Linked DNA regions of Mus musculus: region 2 is linked to region 1. Evidence: chromatin loops called from intact Hi-C (ENCODE). Cell type or tissue: left cerebral cortex. All regions are shown on one strand. Links, peaks and the distances in the headings refer to the core of each region. The heading gives the core; the rest is flanking DNA.

Evidence for each region. Peaks named below come from ENCODE experiments on the same cell type or tissue, not always from the same donor. Only the 100,000 strongest peaks of a DNase experiment are listed, where the experiment ranks them.
Region 2: it touches region 1 in a loop (6-fold over the local background); 3 of 42 quality-filtered maps call a loop at or near these places.

The regions. Positions count from the first base shown.
Region 1 is chr16:65,107,206-65,116,761 of GRCm38, reverse strand. No RefSeq gene overlaps it. Among named protein-coding and RNA genes, the nearest start is that of Htr1f, 6.2 kb to the right of the region's middle. In left cerebral cortex, for the core only: no CTCF peak of the experiment used is centred there; a DNase peak (open chromatin) is centred at 4,357.
Region 2 is chr16:64,953,331-64,962,886 of GRCm38, reverse strand. The region is part of intron 2 of Htr1f (5-hydroxytryptamine (serotonin) receptor 1F); the gene reads left to right. Among named protein-coding and RNA genes, the nearest start is that of Gm33971, 84 kb to the right of the region's middle. In left cerebral cortex, for the core only: no CTCF peak of the experiment used is centred there; no DNase peak of the experiment used is centred there.

The sequences.
Region 1 (9,556 bases), core at 2,814-5,313:
AAAGTCTCAGTGGGGGATAATGAGAAGAAAGGCTATTTCACACAGTACCACTTAATGATACCAGAGATGGTAAACAACTTCTAACATGAGATAAGTATCATTTTTGAAGACTAGTAGACGATGGATTTTATTGACTTTGCAATTTAAATATATGTATATTTACTTATGCATGTATCTCAACAACTATTTCACATCATAATTAGGCAATTACTAATGGTAAATAAAATCATTTCTTAAAGCAGCTCAGAGTCTATAGGAAAAGCAGTGAATGCACTGTCCCCTCCCGACACAGGACCTAATTACGGTGATATGGTAAATCACAAAGTAATGTAATAGATATAATCTGAGTATTATTTAAGAAAAGGTTAAATGTCTAGAAGAGTCTAGCTCCCAAAGCAACATCAAGATCTTTAAAAAGAAGTCACTAATACAAGTGAATGTGCACATGTACACTTTGTTAAGCAAGAGAGAAAAACTGCAATTAAAACTATGGAGAAATTATATATATATATCCCATTTCAATGCATCAAGCATTGATAGTAGGACTCTAGTTGTATCACTAAAGTTAGTTCCTGGTAACCTACAGTTGCAGTGAACTCTGTTTTCAATCTGGGGCTGTTACGGGAAATGTACTTTAAGTGAATGGGTGGTTTGAATAGGAATGGCCCTCATAGACTACTTTGAATGCTTGGCCATAAGGGGTGACACTATTAGGAGGTGGGGTCTTGTTGGAAGAAGTGTGTCACTGTTGAAACTAGCTTTGAGATTTTATATGCTCAAACTATGCTCAGTGTGGAACAGTCTCTCTTTGCTGCCTATGGATCTGGAAGAACTCTCAGGTTTCTCTCCAGCACCATGTCTTCCTGCACACCTCCATGTTTGCCTCCATGATGATAGTGAACTAAATCTCTGAAACTGTAAGCCAGCCCCACTTAAATGTTTCCTTGCATGAGTTGCCATAATCATGGTGTCTCTTCACAACAATAAAACTCTAAGACAGAGGTTAAAACTTAATGACTGCTACAAGCAGCGAGGGGCTACAACCTGGATAATTTTGCCAAGGTCACCATTGAGCAATCTCCAACTCCTATGACTACCCGACCCTGACCTCTGGAAGGAGACTGTATATAACCAAGTCTTCTTATCAGAAATCCACTCATTATCATAGGGAAATCCACAGCAGAGTCTCTGTTCAGAGGACCCAGGATCCAGTAGTAGCTACTACATAAGGGTTTTTACACAAGACATAAAGTAAATTAAGTCTGTTTTTAAAAGATGGAGGAAGCCAGGCTTGGTGGTGCACACCTTTAATCCCAGCACTCTAGATGCAGAGGCAGGCAGATTTCTGAGTTCAAGGCTAGCCTGGTCTACAAAGTGAGTTCCAGGACAGCCAGAGCTACACAAGGAAACCCTGTCTCTAAAAAAAATTTAATAAATAAAAAAATAAATAAATGTAAAATAAAATAAAATAAAAAGATGGAGGAGGATAACAACAAAGAGGACAAGGAGGAGGGGAAAGAGGAGGAGGAAAAAAAGAGGAGGAGGAGGAGTATGTCTTAGGGTTTTACTGCTGTGAACAGACACCATGATCAACACAACTCCTATAAGAACAACATTTAATTTGGGTTGGCTTACAGGTTCAGGGGGTAAGTCCATTATCATCAAGACAGGAGCATGGCAGCATCCAGGCAGGCATGGTTCAGGGGGAGCTGAGGGTTCAACATCTTCATCTGAAGGCTGCTAATGGAAGACTGGCTTCCAGGCAGGTAGGGTGAGGATCTTAAGCCCACACCCACAGTGACACACACCTGTTCCAACAAGGTTACACATCCTAGTAGTTCCACTCCCTGGGCCAAGCATATACAAAACCATCACATTCCCCTCCCTGGGCCCCAAAGGCTTGTTCAAACATGTGAGTCTATGGGGGCCATACCTATACATAGTATAATGTAAAATACATTTATTCCAACATCCAAAGCTCTCATAGTCTATAACAGTCTCAACAGTGGTAAAAGTTTGAAGTTCAAGGTCTCTTCTGAGATTTATCCAATCACTTAACTGTAATCCCCAAAGCAAAATAGGAACCAGCTTGGCAAATTCCAAAGTTTGCATCTCCATGTCTGATGGCAAAGCAGTCTTCAGATCTCCACCTCCTTTCTCATCTTTTTTGATTGCAACAAAGTTCTTCCTCCTCCGCTGGTCCCACTCCCTGTTAGCAGCATTCCTCAGCAGATACCTCAAGGCTCTGCATCTCAAACATCCTGTGTCCTCCAAGGCAACTTCAATGTTACAGCTTCTTGTTTCAATGTCTGAGATCCACACATGATCTTCTGGACCCCTTCCAAAGGGCTTGGGTCACTTCTCCAACTCTGCCCTCTTGTAGCACTCTAGGCTCTGGCTGACTCCACTCCACTGCTGCTTCTCTTCTTGGTGGTCATTCTGTGGTACTGGCATCTCTAATACACTGGGGTCTTCTGATGCAACTAGGCTTCACAGATAGTCTCTCATAAGCTCTCTTTATGATGCCAAGCCTCAAATCCTTTGCAAAACCTCTTCAGTACTGGGCTGTCAATTGAGGCTGCATTTTCACCAATGGCCTTCCATGGCCTCTCATAGTTCCAAGCCTCTATTGCTTTTCATGACCCCTGCATGCCCTCAAAACCAGTACCACCTGGGTGACTCTTACGCATTGCCAAGTACAGCTGCAACAAGAGGTACAACCTTGGCTATCTTTGGAACACAGCTTCTTTGTGCTCTCAGGAAACAGTTTCCAGAAGATTTCACCTCAGTGATGCTGCTCTCTTCTTAATCGCTGCTAGTTTTTTAACTCCAGCTAACCAGCATCAATTATCCCAGTAGGCTCCTTCTCCACTTGCCTATAAAGCCAGAGCCACATGGTTGAAGCTGCTGAGTACTGCTGCTTGCAGGAGCTGGAACATGGTCCCCTTGTTCTATTACATTATCACTAGTTTTCTGTTTCCCAACTCTTTCACTGCCTAAGCTCCTGGGTCTTGCTCTGTAGGTTGACCTTGAACTCAGAGATATATATTCCTGTCTCCTGAGATTAAAGGTGTGTGTACCACTTTGACTGGATCTAAACTTAGCTGGGTGGGATGTTGCCCCAAAGTCCCACTCCCTTAATCTGCTATTTTCTAGAACATAGGATTCAGTTCCCTTTCACTTCCTGATGCCCCTTTAATACTCCAACCATATATTTTATACTTTTCCTTTCTCAGCTTGCTACACTTGTTTAAACTGCCCTTCATGAGCTATAACCAGAGAACAAAGTCTATATTGGGCATTTCTCAGACTTCCTTTGTCAATGAAATTAATCTGAGTCTCTTCACCTAAGTTTCAGGTAGACTCTTCAGATGAGGGCAAAAAGTTACCATGTTCTTCACCAAAATACCACAAAAATGGCCACATATTGAAATTCTTCACTGAAACCTCTTGGCCAGGCCTGCACAATTCAAATCATTCTCAACAACAAAATCTTCCATATTCCTACTAGGATGGCCCCTTGAACCCCATTTAAAGCATTCCACCGCTTTCCAAATACAAAATCCCCAAATCCATATTCTTCCAAACAAAAGCATAGTCAGACCTATTACAGCAATACCTCAGTCCCTGGTACCAACTTCTGACTTAGGGTTTTATTTCTGTGAACAGACACCATGACCAAGACAACTCCTATACGGACATTTAACTGGGGCTGACTTACAGGTTCAGAGGGTCAGTCCATTATCAAGACAGGAGCATGGCAGCATCCAGGCAGGCATGGTGCAGGGGGAGCTGAGGGTTCAACATCTTCATCTGAAGGCTGCTTATGAAAGACTGGCTTCCAGGCAGCTAGGGTGAGTGTCTTAAAGCCCACACCCACAGTGACACACTTATTCCAACAAGGTCACCTCCCTGGGCCCAGCATATACAAAACCATCACAGAGGAGAAGGAAGAGGCAGAAAAGGACGAGGAGGAGGAGGAGGAGGAGGAGGAATTAGAATGGATATTTGAGCAAGTTTCATTAAACATGTTCAAATTTTCACTTAATTAAGCAATAGCAATACATCAACAGCTTTATAAAGTTGTTAATTTGTCTCATTTCACATTCATGAGCAGCATCTATAAGAAAATATAATAAACACTATTTTTTTTAAATAACCACAGGTTATTTTCAATCAAGGACATATATTAGTCTCTTAAATACTAAACAAATTTGTGCTATTCAGAATCTCATTTTATACCTCTTTTCATTCTAGTAAAATTCCATGACTAAACACTCAGTGCACTCAAGCCTATTTAACTACATATGTTACTATGAGCTGGCAGTGAGTCAGCACCCAGTGTCTCATTTACCTTGACTGGTAAAATCAATTTTGCGTTTATTGGCCTGATCTGACATCAGGGTGGAAACAGGAGCTTACTAGGAGGTCAAGAAGGATAAAGAATCTGTTCATGGAAGGTACACACTTTTTATTACTTATCATTTTTATTTCTCATCATACTCTAATTGACCAAGTACCTGCTGGTGCAGATGCATTAGATCCAGAGTGCTACTGGACAGAAACACTTTCAGTTTCAAAGTTGCTTTTTGTGATGATTCTAATAAAAATAAAGTTGGTGGCCTCAAAGATACCTCATTACATGTTAAACTTTTCTGATGCCACAATGGGGGAGAGGAAGGGGAGGAGGAGGAGGAGGAGGAGGAGGAGGAGGAGGAGGAGGAGGAGGAGGAGGAGGGAGAGGAGGAAGAGGAGGAAGAGGAGGAGAAAGAGGAAGAGGAGGGGGGAGAAGGAGAAGAAAGAAGAGCAGCAAATGCTGGTGTACATGTGGGGAAAGGAGAACGCTTATTCTCTGCTAGTGGAAGTGAAAATTAGTTCAGCCATTATAGACATCCTTGTGAAGGTTTCTCAAAGAAACTAAAACTGGATCTGCCATATGATCCAGCTTCATGACTCTTGAGTATATCTAAAGGATTCCATACTCTACTTGAGATGCCTGCTCATCTATGCCCATTGCTGCATTCAATAGCCAGGGAATGGAAACAGCCTAGGTTTATGGGTAAAAAAGATAGCTCAATGGGTAAAGTGGTTTATAAGTAAGCCTGAAGTACCAGTATGAGGAGGGATAAATAACACTAAAGACAGTACGGTCATATGGGAACCTGTAAAAAAAAAGCCTCCCTAAAAGAGAGAGAGAGAGAGAGAGAGAGAGAGAGAGAGAGAGAGAGAGAGAGAGGCACATACACACACAGACACACAACACATATTTATACACACACACACATGAAGAGTTAAAACAGATTTACACTATAACAAAGCCACAAGGCCCCTATTAGACATCAGATGCCAACTAGCAAAAAATCCCAGTGCCAAGAACAGATTACTTCTTTTGGAGTTATTACCCCAGTGAGACTCCATAGGCTGCTAAACATGGCTATTGCTGTTGCCTTTGGTTATACCCTCTCTCCAAACCTGACCTGAGGATACCCCATGCCTGAGCCACCATGGGGAAATCAAGTTGGTGTTCTCCTGGAAGCTCCATCCACACTGGCTCCTTTTCATAGTGCCATAAGGTGGTATCTGTGCACACTCCCAGAGGAGAAATGGAATTGTCAATTATACTCAACTGTAAACCTTGAAAGCTACAGTAGTGACTAGCCTGGAAACACATGCCCACTGATGCTATAGTGACAGAAACATGGGAATAACCAGACATTTTCTCATTGGATTTTCATGCCATACCACAAAATGAAACCTACATCTAGCACCATTATCAGGCCAAGGAATATAGCTATACAAGCCACAGGCCCTAAAGGAGAAACTACTGCTATTATTTTGCTAAATATATATGGTATTAAGCCAATTCCTCAGGACTTATTGTTATACCTATAAATCAATGTATTGCTCAACCCTCACCTGAAATGCTTCTGTTTGCAGTCAATGATAATTAAAACAGAGATTCATTCCTAGACAGTGTGCAGAAAATAAGAAATAATAATAAGAAAATAAGAAACTGCAGAATGCTCAATACTAAAGGAAACATATGCTCCACAATTCTTCTGTCCATCACTCAGAGATCATTGCAGAAGAGAAAGCAGTAAAGGTTTAAAAGCAAGGGGTGGTAGATGCCTATAAGGAAAGGAGATCTTCTGGACAAAGCAACACAGCTTCACATGTGGACTCACAGTGGTTTTGACAATATGAACAAAATCGGTGCAAGCCCAAGCCAGACCAAATCCCAACATGAAGATGGGATTTGAGCATGGAATCCTACCTATTTGTAATCGTTAGCTACTAGGAGAAACAGCAACTGTTCTAAGAATGTAGCTGCTGGCAAATCAACTGTGCTCCAGTGGAAAATTACACATCCAAGAATATTTGAGCACCACAAACTAGTCTTAATGAGCAAGAATGACACAAAGGTTGGGTGGGTAGGGATGACCAGTGTACACTAGGAAAGAGTGAAATAACTATGATCAAAATACATTGTATGAAATTCTCAAAGAACTAATAACATGTAAATAATAAAAAATGGTTGTAGAAGAAAGTTGAGATAGATCTGTGACAACAGGTAGGAAACTGAGCTGATGCCTCTGTTGGCTTTGTTCTCTACTGGTCTGCTTAGAATCAGAAGTGAGCTCCCATGGCTTTACTGACCACTGTGGGATATGAGAGCATCATCCCCATCGTCTTTCCATTGCATCACATTGTTTATGTCTAGTAGAAGGCATGATTTTATCTGCCATGGGCATTGTAGGGATTTATACTGAGAGCCAAGCCAGCTCGTGAATCTGAAGTTTTGGGTAAGTTGTTTACACATAATACTCTGAGGAGCAGCCTTGGATTTTTTTTTAATATCTGAGAACATCTTACTGTAAGGATTATGTCCAATCTAGTCTTCCCTATATTATAGAATTGTTTATTTAGCTGTGTTCCGAAGTCTCACAGGTTTGTCTTTTACTTTGCCATGGTTTGAATAGGTGTGACTCACATATTCATGTGTATGAATGCTTGGCCCATGGGGAATGGCACTATTGGGAAGTGTGGCCTCATTGGAGGAAGTACGTAACCATGGGGGTGAGGCTTTGAGGTCTCCTCCTCTTATGCTTTGGCTCCCCACAATATGGAAGAAAGCCTCCTTCTGGCTGCCTGAGGAGGACAGAGTCCTCCTGGTTGCCTTCAGATCAAGATGTAGAACTCTTGGCTCCACCAGCATAATGTGTGCCTGCACTCTGCTATTCTTCCCGCCATGATGATAATGGACTGAACCTCTGAAACTGTAAGCCAGCTCCAATTAAATGTTTTCCTTTGTAAGAGTTCTGTTGATAACAGGGCGTGGTGGCGCACACCTTTAATCCCAGCACTCGAGAGGCAGAGGCAGGCAAATTTCTGAGTTCGAGGCCAGCCTGTTCTACAAAGTGAGTTCCAGGACAACCAGGGCTACACAGAGAAACCCTATCTCAAAACAAAACAAAACAAAACAAAACACAAACAAAAAACTAAAACTAAACAAACAAACAAATAAAAAGAGTCCTGTTGATCATGGTGTCTCTTCACAGCAGTAAAACCATAATTGAGACAGCTTTCTTCTACAAAAAGAAGAAGAAGGAGGAGAAGAAGAAGGAGAAGGAGAAGGAGAAGGAGAAGGAGAAGGAGAAGGAGAAGGAGAAGGAGAAGGAGAAGGAGAAGGAGAAAAGGAGAAGGAGGAGAAGGAGAAGGAGAAGGAAGGAGAAGGAGAAGGAGAAGGAGAAGGAGAAGGAGAAGGAGAAGGAGAAGGAGAAGGAGAAGGAGAAGGAGAAGGAGAAGGAGAAGAAGAAAGTAACCACCCAATGGATTTAATGGCATAAAACCATCATACAAACTGTTTTTGTCATAAAGTTGGGGAAGATATTTTTATCGATTGCTTTTATGTTCATGATGAGTTTTCATTTCACTCTGCTTTTCCCAAAACAGAAAATGGCATTTACAATAAACTTCCAGAAATCGATCTTGTGATATTGCGGAATTAGTCCATTTATTTTAACTTAGGAGAGGCAGAAGTCAGGTGAATTTTTCTGCACTTAGGCACATACAACTCAGGAAGATATTACCCATTTCTGAAAAGGTTCCATCACTCATACCTGCCCTGTCTGTGCTAATTGTGCAGGGTTTTACAATTATCTCACGGTTGCAGTCAGCTTAATTGAAAGGAATGACAGAGCTTAAACTTAGCTTTAAATTGAGATCAATATTACCGAAATAGTGCATTTGACCTTGGTTAAAACTCTCCCTCTGGCAAAGATCAAAAAGTAGCGTGTTGCTCAAAAAGATATATGACCCTTGCTACGCATGTTCAAGATTAAAAATAAATGACTAGTGAAAATTTCTGTAGGAGTTTGATACAACAGTCTTACTGGGTCGCTTAGGTTTGCTTCAAACTTATCTACCATTTACCATCAACTCCCGAGTGCTAGGCTTGTGGACATGAATCTGCATACCCTGCAAGTTGTACTTGTGGGACTTTGGTTCTTGTTTTCTTCTAGAGGTAGATACAGAATCTAGGTCCTTGCATTCTGCCACTGAGATACCTTGTTAGTCTTTGACTTCTTACATCAACCTTCAAAAAAAACTTGCTTCCAGAGGTGGTGGCAGGAAGGTCATCATGTTACATGAAACAAAGAAGACTCAGAAAGACCAACATCACGTATTTGCTCTGTAAATTAGACAGATGGAATGTAGAAAGGACATGACTTGGAAAAGAAAGGGGCTTCGTGAGAGGGCAGGACAGACAAGGTAGAAGGTAATGGTGGACATGCACACAATCAGAGCATTTTAAAGGCATGTATGAAACATATAATAAAATGCATATTTTATAGAATTAATATACACTAATAAAAGCATCTATTAAAAAAAGGAAAGAAGAGAACTTATAAAAAGAACTTGTTTGTAGTCCTTGAACCACTCTTGAACTTCAGACCTGATTCTGATGAGATTCTCATGGAGACCCAGGCCTCTCCAGTGTTATTCAGTATCTTTTGAAGCAATCTAAGGTACTCCTTCTACATCATCTTCCATTCACCCAGAGAAAACTTGCTGAGGGCTAGGATGCTGTCCTCACTGCTAGCTTAAGTATCTGTGCACTGAATAACAATGGGATCCCTCTAGGGCGCAAGGTCCTACTGCAGTGTGCAAGGTGCGTTTTCATCACAGAACCCAAGCAAATTCATTTCTTGCAGTAGCAGCAGCGGCCAGCAGCGAGGCATCTGAAAACTTAGATGTCTTTTGCATTACGGGTGTGGTCTTTCCTATAGATTCACTTAATGCAGTCTGTTCCAGTAGGCTTGTTCTCGAATTGCTGATTCCAATTGCAGGAGTCCACATCTGTCATCTGAAAATATGCACAAACTTGAGGTCTGCAGTTTTCCACATTTCAAGCTGGTTCCTATTACCTTCTTAAACTGAAGATGAAAACCTATTGGACCTGTACATTTTCAGAATATCTTTGTATCTCTTGAGGGCAATGTCACTGCAGAAACAGTAGCAGGTCAAGACATTCTCAATCTGCTTGTTGAGGTGG
Region 2 (9,556 bases), core at 4,597-7,096, 160 kb after region 1:
CTGTCACCCAATAACTACAACAGAGGAATAATCAAAAGGAGTTGATTATTGCCCGATAAGAATAAACCTAAGTCCGTCTCATTTTTCTAAGACTGGGTATTAATACACACTGTGGAGTAAAAGTTGAATGTGCCTTGGCTTTGTCACTGTTGTATCTCTGAGGAGAGGCACCACGGCCAAGGCAACTATTAGAAAAGAAGGCATTAAATCAGGAGCTTGCTTACAATTTCAGAAGCTTGCTCTGCTATCTTCACAGTGAGGAGCATGGCATGGGAGCCATAGAGGAGAGCCACATCCTGACCTCCAGGGACAGAGAGATGGGGTCTGGCATGGACTCGTGAAACCTCAAATCCCACCCCAAGTAACACACACTTCCTCCAACAAGGCCCTACCTCTTCCAACAAGGACACGCCCTCTAATCCTTTTCAAATAGTGCCACTCCCTGACCTAAGCATATATTTAAATATATGAGCCTACGGAGTCATTCTTACTGAAACTACCTGACACCTGCTCTATGAAAAGATAAGATAGAATTTACATATACACATATACATGCAAGCATACTCATGCACACACACACACACACACACACACACAAATATTCATGTGGAAGGAGGGTAAAAGAAACAAATAATTATATCCCTAAATACTATTATAACTTGATTACTTTATTGACTAAAGTAACTATATTGAAAATTGTTGTGGGTTTTTGTGTGTGTGTGTGTGTGTGTGTGTGTGTCTACGAGCATGTTTTGTCTTTGCAAACATTTCTCTAAGTAGTTTTTAATAGTTTAAAAAAAAACAAATCAGTGTTTTTAACTTGACAGTTTATATTGCACAACACAGATAATCCCCACATTTTAAGGTGACTGTTTGGGATTGGCTGCCACTGTTGCTTTACTCTACAATGGTAACAACACGATACACAGTCAGTAGGAAGCCTACTCCAAACTTAGGTTTCTGATCTCTGCACATCTACATACAATACTCTCTTCTGACACAAGGCGGCAGAAGTGAGCAACCACTTCCAATAAGCGGCATAGTCATAGGTTAAACAGCCAATCAGTGCTTGACCACAGAAACATTCAAAAAGTGTGCAATAGCATTTTTGTAGTATTTTCAACTTGATAATGAGTTTATTGGCATATGTTTCCACTGGATATCAAGTGGCGGATATGTTACCTAGTGTTCCTAAGGATGAAGTCTGAACCTTGGGTGAGCTAGCCTAAGACTGAGTGCAGTAACACCCTGCACAGTTACCTCTGCATTTATGTGATGCAAATGTCATCATGTTGTCTCCAGGTCATTTATTGAGATGAATCTGAAATTTTAGTTGCAGGAAGGACCAATATAAATGAAGACATTTTACTCTCAAATTGTCTTTAAAATAATGGGAAGGGGAGGATAGTTTGAGTGCATAATCTGAGATAACATAATAGTATGCAAATTTTCAGATGTTATTGTATGAAATAATATTTAGAACAAGAAATATTGGTGTTAGCCTAACCATATTGTGAAAAGAATAAGCATTATTTTTAACAAAGACATTAGAGCATAGCATTTAAAAACTGAATTTAAGGGGTTAAATGACTCACTGGTTACAAGCACAGGCTGCTCTTCTCAGAGAACTCGGGTTCGATTTCAAGCACCCACAAGGTAACTCACAACTGTCTGTAACTCGAATCCCAGACAATTCGGTGCCCTCTTCTGGCCTGAGTATATCTGGCATGCGCATAGTACACAGATATACATGCAGAGAAAAAAATGTATATCATCACTCATGTACATGAGTGTATACATAAAATAATTTTAAATTGTTTACCTTAACTTTGGGTGTTGATAGAATAGCCCCTTGGACCAGGAGACTTTACACCAAGCCTGACAACTTTAGTTTGATCTCCAGAACACACATGGTAGAAAAAGGGAAGCAGCTCTCAAAAGTTATCCTGGATCTCTACCCCATTGGGCACTGTGGTGCTCTAATGCCCATGCATATGCAAAATAAATAAACAAGTATAATTTTGTTTGATTTTTTTTTTAATTAAATGTTGAAGCTAGGAAAGCCAACACTTGCTAACTCCTACTAAAAGATGTTCATGTTTGTCTAACACAAGCAAATATCATCTACACACTATATTACTTTCCCTTTGCTGTGAGAAAACTGGTAAAAGCAGCTTAATGAAAGAAGGGCTTGTTTGACACATGCTGTGAGGAGACGGACCCATCATGGCAGGCAGACATTGTAACAGGAGCGTGAGCCAGCGTCCCGTCACATCTTCAGGCAGAAAGCCAAAGAGGTAAATGCTGGCACACAACTTACTCTCTCCTTTGTTCCTCTGTTCAGTTCAGGCCCAGTCTGTGGGATAGTGCTGATCACAACAAGCATGAGTCTACCTTCCTTAATTAAATCTTTCTGGGAATGTCCCCACACACAAGCCCAAAGGTATGTCTCCACAGAGCTTCCAAATCCAGTTGACAATGAAGATTAATCATCATACTATGACCTAGAATTTTGAAAAAGATCGATTAAGCTAATGTACATGAAAATTAAACCTTGGCATCGTGTAACTGTTCAAAAACATCTCACGTAAATTTGTATTAGCATCATTATTATGTTATCAATAAGTATAGGTACTATTGCACTTGATTAATAATATGCCTGCCTCCAATAAATCCGCACATAATAAAACTGATGTAGAACAAATAACAAATGAAATTTGGCTTAGGGTTGAGGTTTGAGAATGTCAAAATCAAATGTGATAGTTTGACGGAATTATATTTGTTTACTTATTTACCTGTGTGTGTGTGCGTGTGCGTGTGCGTGTGTGTGTGCACGTGCGTGCTATCTGTGTGGATGTGCATACCACAGAGGGCAACACAGCAGTCAGGTAACAGCACTACACAGTTGGTTCTCTCCTTTCATATCTGAGTCCCAGAACGTACACTCAGATCACTAGGTCTGGACAGCCAATGTCTTCTTCTGCTGAGCCATCTCAGAAGCTTTTGTAAATAGCCATCTCTCCTATTCGTAAATTTTTACTAAGTCATACAGATGTAAGGTTTTGTCAAAATGAAAATTTCTACCCAATATCACGATTATTTGTCGATCTTTATTTCCCTGGAAAAAAATCACACTCTGCAGAGCTGAAGACAGAGATTAGCTGTTAGGGGCCCTTGTTGTGTTTGTAGCCTGACGCAATGGCTTACAACCATATCTGACTCTAGTTCCAGGAAGTCCAAAACGCTCTTCTAACCTCCATGGTCACTGGACACACATGTGGTGTTCCAGGTGCATGCAGGCAGGTATTCTGCCTGTGATAAAATAAACCTTTTGAAATTAGGGGAAATTTCAAATTAAAAAAATAAATAAAACATTGAAGTTTATCTAATCATCCTAGAGTAATGAGAGGGAGTAAATCTTGGTGATACTCTGCTTTTAAAAAAAAAAAACTACTTCATATACGCACTTCCTTTTATTTTATATATATTGGTATTTTGCCTGAATGTATGCCTGTGTACTACCACATGCTTAGTGCCTTCAGAGGCCAAAAGAGGATCCCTGGGAACTGGAGTTACGGATGGTTGTTAGCTGCCTTGTGAATGCTGGGAATCAAATCCAGGTCCTTTGAAAGGGAGGCAAGTGCTCTTGGCCACTGAACCATCTCTCCAGCTCTGACCTTCCATTTTAAAGGTTCCAACTTCCAATGTTAAGTTTTTGTGGGACCAGTTTCACTAGTTCACTCATTTTTAGCATCTCTGCCTCCAGTTTTCAGAATTGTATGGTTGATGGTTGTAAGACTTGCTGGAAGGCCCGGCGTGGTGGTGCATGCCTTTAATCCCAGCACTCGGGAGGCAGAGGCAGGCAAATTTCTGAGTTCGAGGCCAGCTTGGTCTACAAAGTGAGGGCTATACAGAGAAACCCTGTCTCGAAAAACCAAAAAAAAAAAAAAAAAAAAGACTTGCTGTAATCCAAATGAAATTGAACAGCCCAAAAGTAGTTTGACCCTTCCTTACTAAGGAAGTTGTCACTAAAATAAAGATGATCCAGGATATTGCATTGTAACCTTAGAATTTGTGTCTTGTCCAAATTACTTATTCATTACATGTATTTATGCATAAATTGGAATACCCACGAAAGGCGTGAAATTAAAGAAGTTGTATTTCATTCCCTTGGATGCCAGTATTTTTTAATATATTATTCTTTTCATATTACTATTTGAGTACTACTACAGAGATATTTTAATTTTTAATGTTGTATGTGCTTGTCAGTAGCAATACCAATAGTCAGACTTCAGACTTTGTTTGAATAATTACTAAGTCAACCACAATATCAACCCTTTCGGTGCTGTTAAACTCTCAAACTTGACACTGAGTAAATTTACTAAGATCTGTAAAAGATAACATATTTTCTTTTAGGCTTCAAGACTTTCTATCTCCACAAAGCTTAGGTTCAGAAAACAGCAATTTTCTAAGAGAATTTTCAAGTCAGATTTGCAGCTTAATAGAATGTGTTTGAATATATTTGTTCTTCGGAGACAAAATAAAAAACAACAAAAGAACCTTTTGAGGGTATACACACACACACCACACGCACACGCAATTGATCACACCACACAGAGACTAAATATCTTTTATAGGGCCATTATTAACACTGCCCTACAAATAATTCCATTCTAATTACTTACGGGATGATTCATCACTTAAGTGCCTCTACCTCTGACAGCTCAATCAGTTTCTAAAAGCAGCTTCAAACGATGAGTCTCCGTTTTTGAGAAAAGAAGGTCATTTGGGGATATAATTCCAGGCTTCAGGAAAGGACTCCTTCAGGAAGATCTGATCTCTGAAGGACTGCCAGGTTCCTTCAAGGCCATTACAGATTCTTAGGGAACAAACTGAAACTGGAAAGGGGAAAAAGTCTCAAGACAGGTTATAGAGGCCCATGAAAGCTATGGGCATCTGTCTTCTGTGACTCACGCAGCCTGGAACACCAGAGAACATTCTCCTTGTTTCCTTTGTCCACATCGAGACTTTATTTTCACACTGTGACTTCAAACCTCCTTCCTTGAAACCCATACATACTACCTGATTCACCTTTCCTAAAGATCACAGTACTGCAATTTGTGATTGTACTGGATGGTTTTTGTGTCAACTTGACACAAGCTGGAGTTATCAGAGAAAGGAACCTCCCTTGAGGAAATGCCTCCATGAGATCCAGCTGTAAGGCATTTTCTCAATTAGTGATCAAGGGTTGGAGGGCCCATTGTGGGTGTTGCTATCCCTGTGCTGGTAGTCCTGGGTTCTATAAGAAAGCAAGCTGAGCAAGCCAGGGGAAGCAAGACTGTAATATCCCTCCATGGTCTCTGCATCAGCTCCTGCTTCCTGACCTGCTTGAGTTCCAGCCCTGACTTCTTGTGGTGAAAAACAGCAAATGTGGAAGAGTAAGCTGAAACCCTTTCCTCCCCAACTTGCTTCTTGGTCATGATGTTTTGTGCCAAAATAGAAAACCTGTCTGAGACAGTGATACTATGTTTGGTAGTCATAAAATTTTTTCCTTATCTCAGAATTTCATACACATACACAATGAAATATAATCCCTTTCTCAACTCCAACTTTCCCTATAACCCTCCAACATGCCTCTCTATGAAAAACACATGCCCCAACATGAAATATTTATGCCTTTTTAAAAAATAATTCAGTAAGTCCATTTAGTACTGTCCAAAAATGGTTGAGTATAGGGCCATCCACTGGTGCTTAGGAAACCTACCAGTGGTCAAATTCTCAAAAAAAAAAAAAAAAAAAAAAAAAAAGAAAAGGAAAAAAGAAAAGAATGATTCTTTTTCTCACTGCAGCTATTTAACTTCCAATAACTGCCAATAACTTCTCATCTATTGTCTACTTGTGACTGGCTTCACCTTGTGCAGGTCTTATGTAGGAAACTACAGTTACTATAACTTCATGTCTGTGATAGCCATGTCACATCCAGCAGACAGTATTTCATAGCATTTCTTACCATCTCTCAACTCTTACAATCTTTCCTTTTATTCTCCCACAAGGCACCCCAGCTTTGTGTGCAAGGTATCAATGTAAATGCTGTGTAGGGCTAAGCACTCTCTCTTGTCCTCAGCCCTGGGAGGAGATATCCATCTTTTCATCGGCTGCTACACACTGTGAAGGAACTTTCTCCAACCAAGACTGAGAGTAGCTTAAGTTTGCAGGTATAAGGATAAACTTTTAGAAGGCAATTTAATAGCATGAGCTTTGAGCAGAATAACAGTGGCAGGTTCTACCCTAGTGAAGGGTCACAGACTTTTTAAGGTGGAATTTTTTTCTTTTTTGATCAAATTCCTATAGATTTCCAAACATGAACCATCCCAACCTCATAGCACCCAAGAGGGACAGTGCTTGTTTGATTTCCTGAGATCAACCCTCACAAATCCCACCACACATTTTACATCTCATATTGATCCAATCCAAACCACTGGAAATCCTAATTCCAACATCCGGTCCTCTGACCCATATTTCCCTTCCTCTCTTCATCTCTTCATTCATAAATAACCTACTCTTGGTTTTCATTTCATCAAGAAGCCTTTGTTTCACTTTCTTCCAGAGTGACCTAAGAATCACTCAGGTAAGTTTTACCTTCATACACCTCCATTGTTTTCAGTCCCCCCTGACCAGGGAAGCCCTGATCTGGAAAAATCTATATTCTACATCTTGTCTATATTCCTACTCTACTACTATTAAAGGCAAGAGAAATTAATTCACACAACGATCTCCTGATTTTAGACTACAAGCATCACAGATAACTTTTATCTAAGACAGGCAGCCTAGTGACGAAGTCATATTATTTATAACATCAAGAAAAACAAAATTTTGAAGTTTGTGCTTGGCTAAGGCACTCTACTATCAAGATGTATTGCTTGAGCTGATCCTCCAACATTCGTCTATGACAGAGTTCGAGTCATCCTGTTCAATGGGCTGGCAGAAGCATGGGCTTATGTTCTAAAATGACAGTTTTCTTGACACTCAGACTCATACTTTATTTATTTTACTTGTTAATGTGTGTGTGTGCAAGTGTTTATATGCAGGGGCTGCATGCACATATAAACATGAATGTTCAGGAGCATATTCAAGGGAACTCACATGAATAGCAGGATAGGACATTGGATGTCTTTCCCTATTGCTCTCTGCTTTCTTGCCTTGAGATGAGACTTTCTAAAGCAGAAGCTCACCATTTAAGTTAGATAGCATGATCACAAAGTTCTCAGGGTTAACCTGCCTTCAACCCCAATGCTGGAGTTATACACACTCACCCGTGTCCAGATTGTTAATGGGTGCTGCAGATTTTCATTTGTCACTGACCTATCTCTCCAGCTCTACTAATAATTCCAAAGGAAAATTTCTTTCAAAATTTTTTGCATTTTTCATGCATTCTCTGATGAACAGCTTTTACAAAAAGCATGACACAGAAAAGAGCCAGTTACTAAGAATTGCTTTTGAAACTTATAATCAACATAAAGCAAACAGAATGGACAATCACCACATCTCTTCTCAATCCCAATGAGTCAAGCACCATCTGGTAGGTTTTTTTTGTTTTGTTTTGTTTTGTTGTTGTTGTTGTTGTTGTTTGGGGTGTTTTTTGTTGTTTTATTTTTGGTTTGGTTTGGTTTGGTTTTTGGTTTTTCAAGACAGGGTTTCTCTGTATAGACCTGGCTCCTGGAGTCCACTTTGTAGACCAGGCTGGCCTCGAACTCAGAAATCTGCCTGCCTCTGCCTCCCAAGTGCTGGGATTAAAGGCATGCGCCACCACGCCCGGCCCATCTGGTAGTTTTAATTGTCAAGATGATACACAACCAAGAATCAATACCCAGGAAGAGAGTCTCAGTGAAGGATTGTCGACAGGTTAGCCTGTGGGTGCACCTGTTCAAGACTGCCTTAATTAGGTTAATTGGTGTGGGAAGACACAGCCCACTGTGAGTGTCACCATTCCTAGGCATGGGGTCCTGAATGGTATAAGAGTGGAGAAATCAAGCAGAGAACAAGCAAACAGTCTGCATTCCGTTTCCTTCTGTGCTTAACTGTGGGTGTGAGCAGTTCCCTCCGATTCCTGCCACCTTGATGTTTCTACATAGAGCCTGGAATTGTCAACTGAAATAAACTCTTTCTACCCTATGTTACTGTTGGTCAGGATGTTTTATCACACAGACAGCAAAGAAACTAGGACACACGACTTGTGTGTGTGTGTGTGTGTGTGTGTGTGTGTGTGTGTGTGTGTGTGTGTGTGTGTGTGTTTGCGCTGTACAATTGGACATCCCATACCCATGGAATCAATCAGCCACATAGAAAAAGATCATCAAATACGTACCATCCATATATAGGCTTTTCTTTCTATCTTTATTACCTAAACGATGCAATGCAATAACCATTCCGTAGTATTATACTGTACTAGGTACATAAGGAATATATCAATGTTTTCAAGTCGATGGAAGAATGTGCTTGGGTTATTGCCAAGCACTTATTTGAAGTACATGGCCTGAGCATCTTCAAAATTTGCTAACCGTCTGAGGATATCTCTAGTTATACCTAAAAATGCCTTTCACATGTATTTTCTTATTACTTGAGTATTCTTTCCACCAAAATCAGCAGTTACTTATATGAAAATACAGGTTCTCAGAAACCATATAACCAAGCCTTAGAATCTGTTACTGGAAAGCCTATAGTAACAGTTTACAGAAAACTTAAAGAACAAATATTCCCAACTGGAGCTAGTGGATGTGTAATTCATAGGTTTTTTTACATTGCAGGAACAAAATGACTAAGACACAAGAACTTGGTTAGATAGATATGTCCCAAAACATAAAGTTACCATATAATAAATTTTGTAAGCAAAATATAGGGAATCCAGTTTAAGATGAAAAACTGAAAATAAAAAGGAAAAAGAAAGAAAAGAAGGAAAAATTCATGCATGCACTGTCAGTTTGTAATGCAAAAAAAAAAATTTTTTTCACAGCCACAATTGTTGGTTTGATTTACATCTTTTAAAACCAACCTACTCTTGCCTAGCATGATATGCACATCTTTAATGCCAACACACTGGGGTAAGAGACAGGGAGATTTCTGAGTTTGAGGGCAGCAGGTCTACAGAGCTAGTTCTAGGACAGCTAGGACTACACAGGGAAAGAAACCTATAGATAGATAGATAGATAGATAGATAGATAGATAGATAGATAGATAGATAGATAGATAGATAGGAAGGAAGGAATAGGGTAGATAGATAATTAAATAAAAAATGAAATCACCTTAGTCTAGTGAAATTAATAATTTGAAACTGAGTTAAAATCTTATCAAGCTCAATAATATGAAAGCAGAAATTCAGAACCACAGGGCAAGAGAAATCTAAGCGGTGAGGAGCTGAAAATGTTCTTCGTTCCCACAGTAGGGTGTCAACTCACACAGTAGGGTGTCAACAACATTTGTTTAGTTTTAATCAATTGATATTCTATTAGAAAATAACCAATGGGATGTATTAAAAGAACATTTTAAATTCTGATATAGA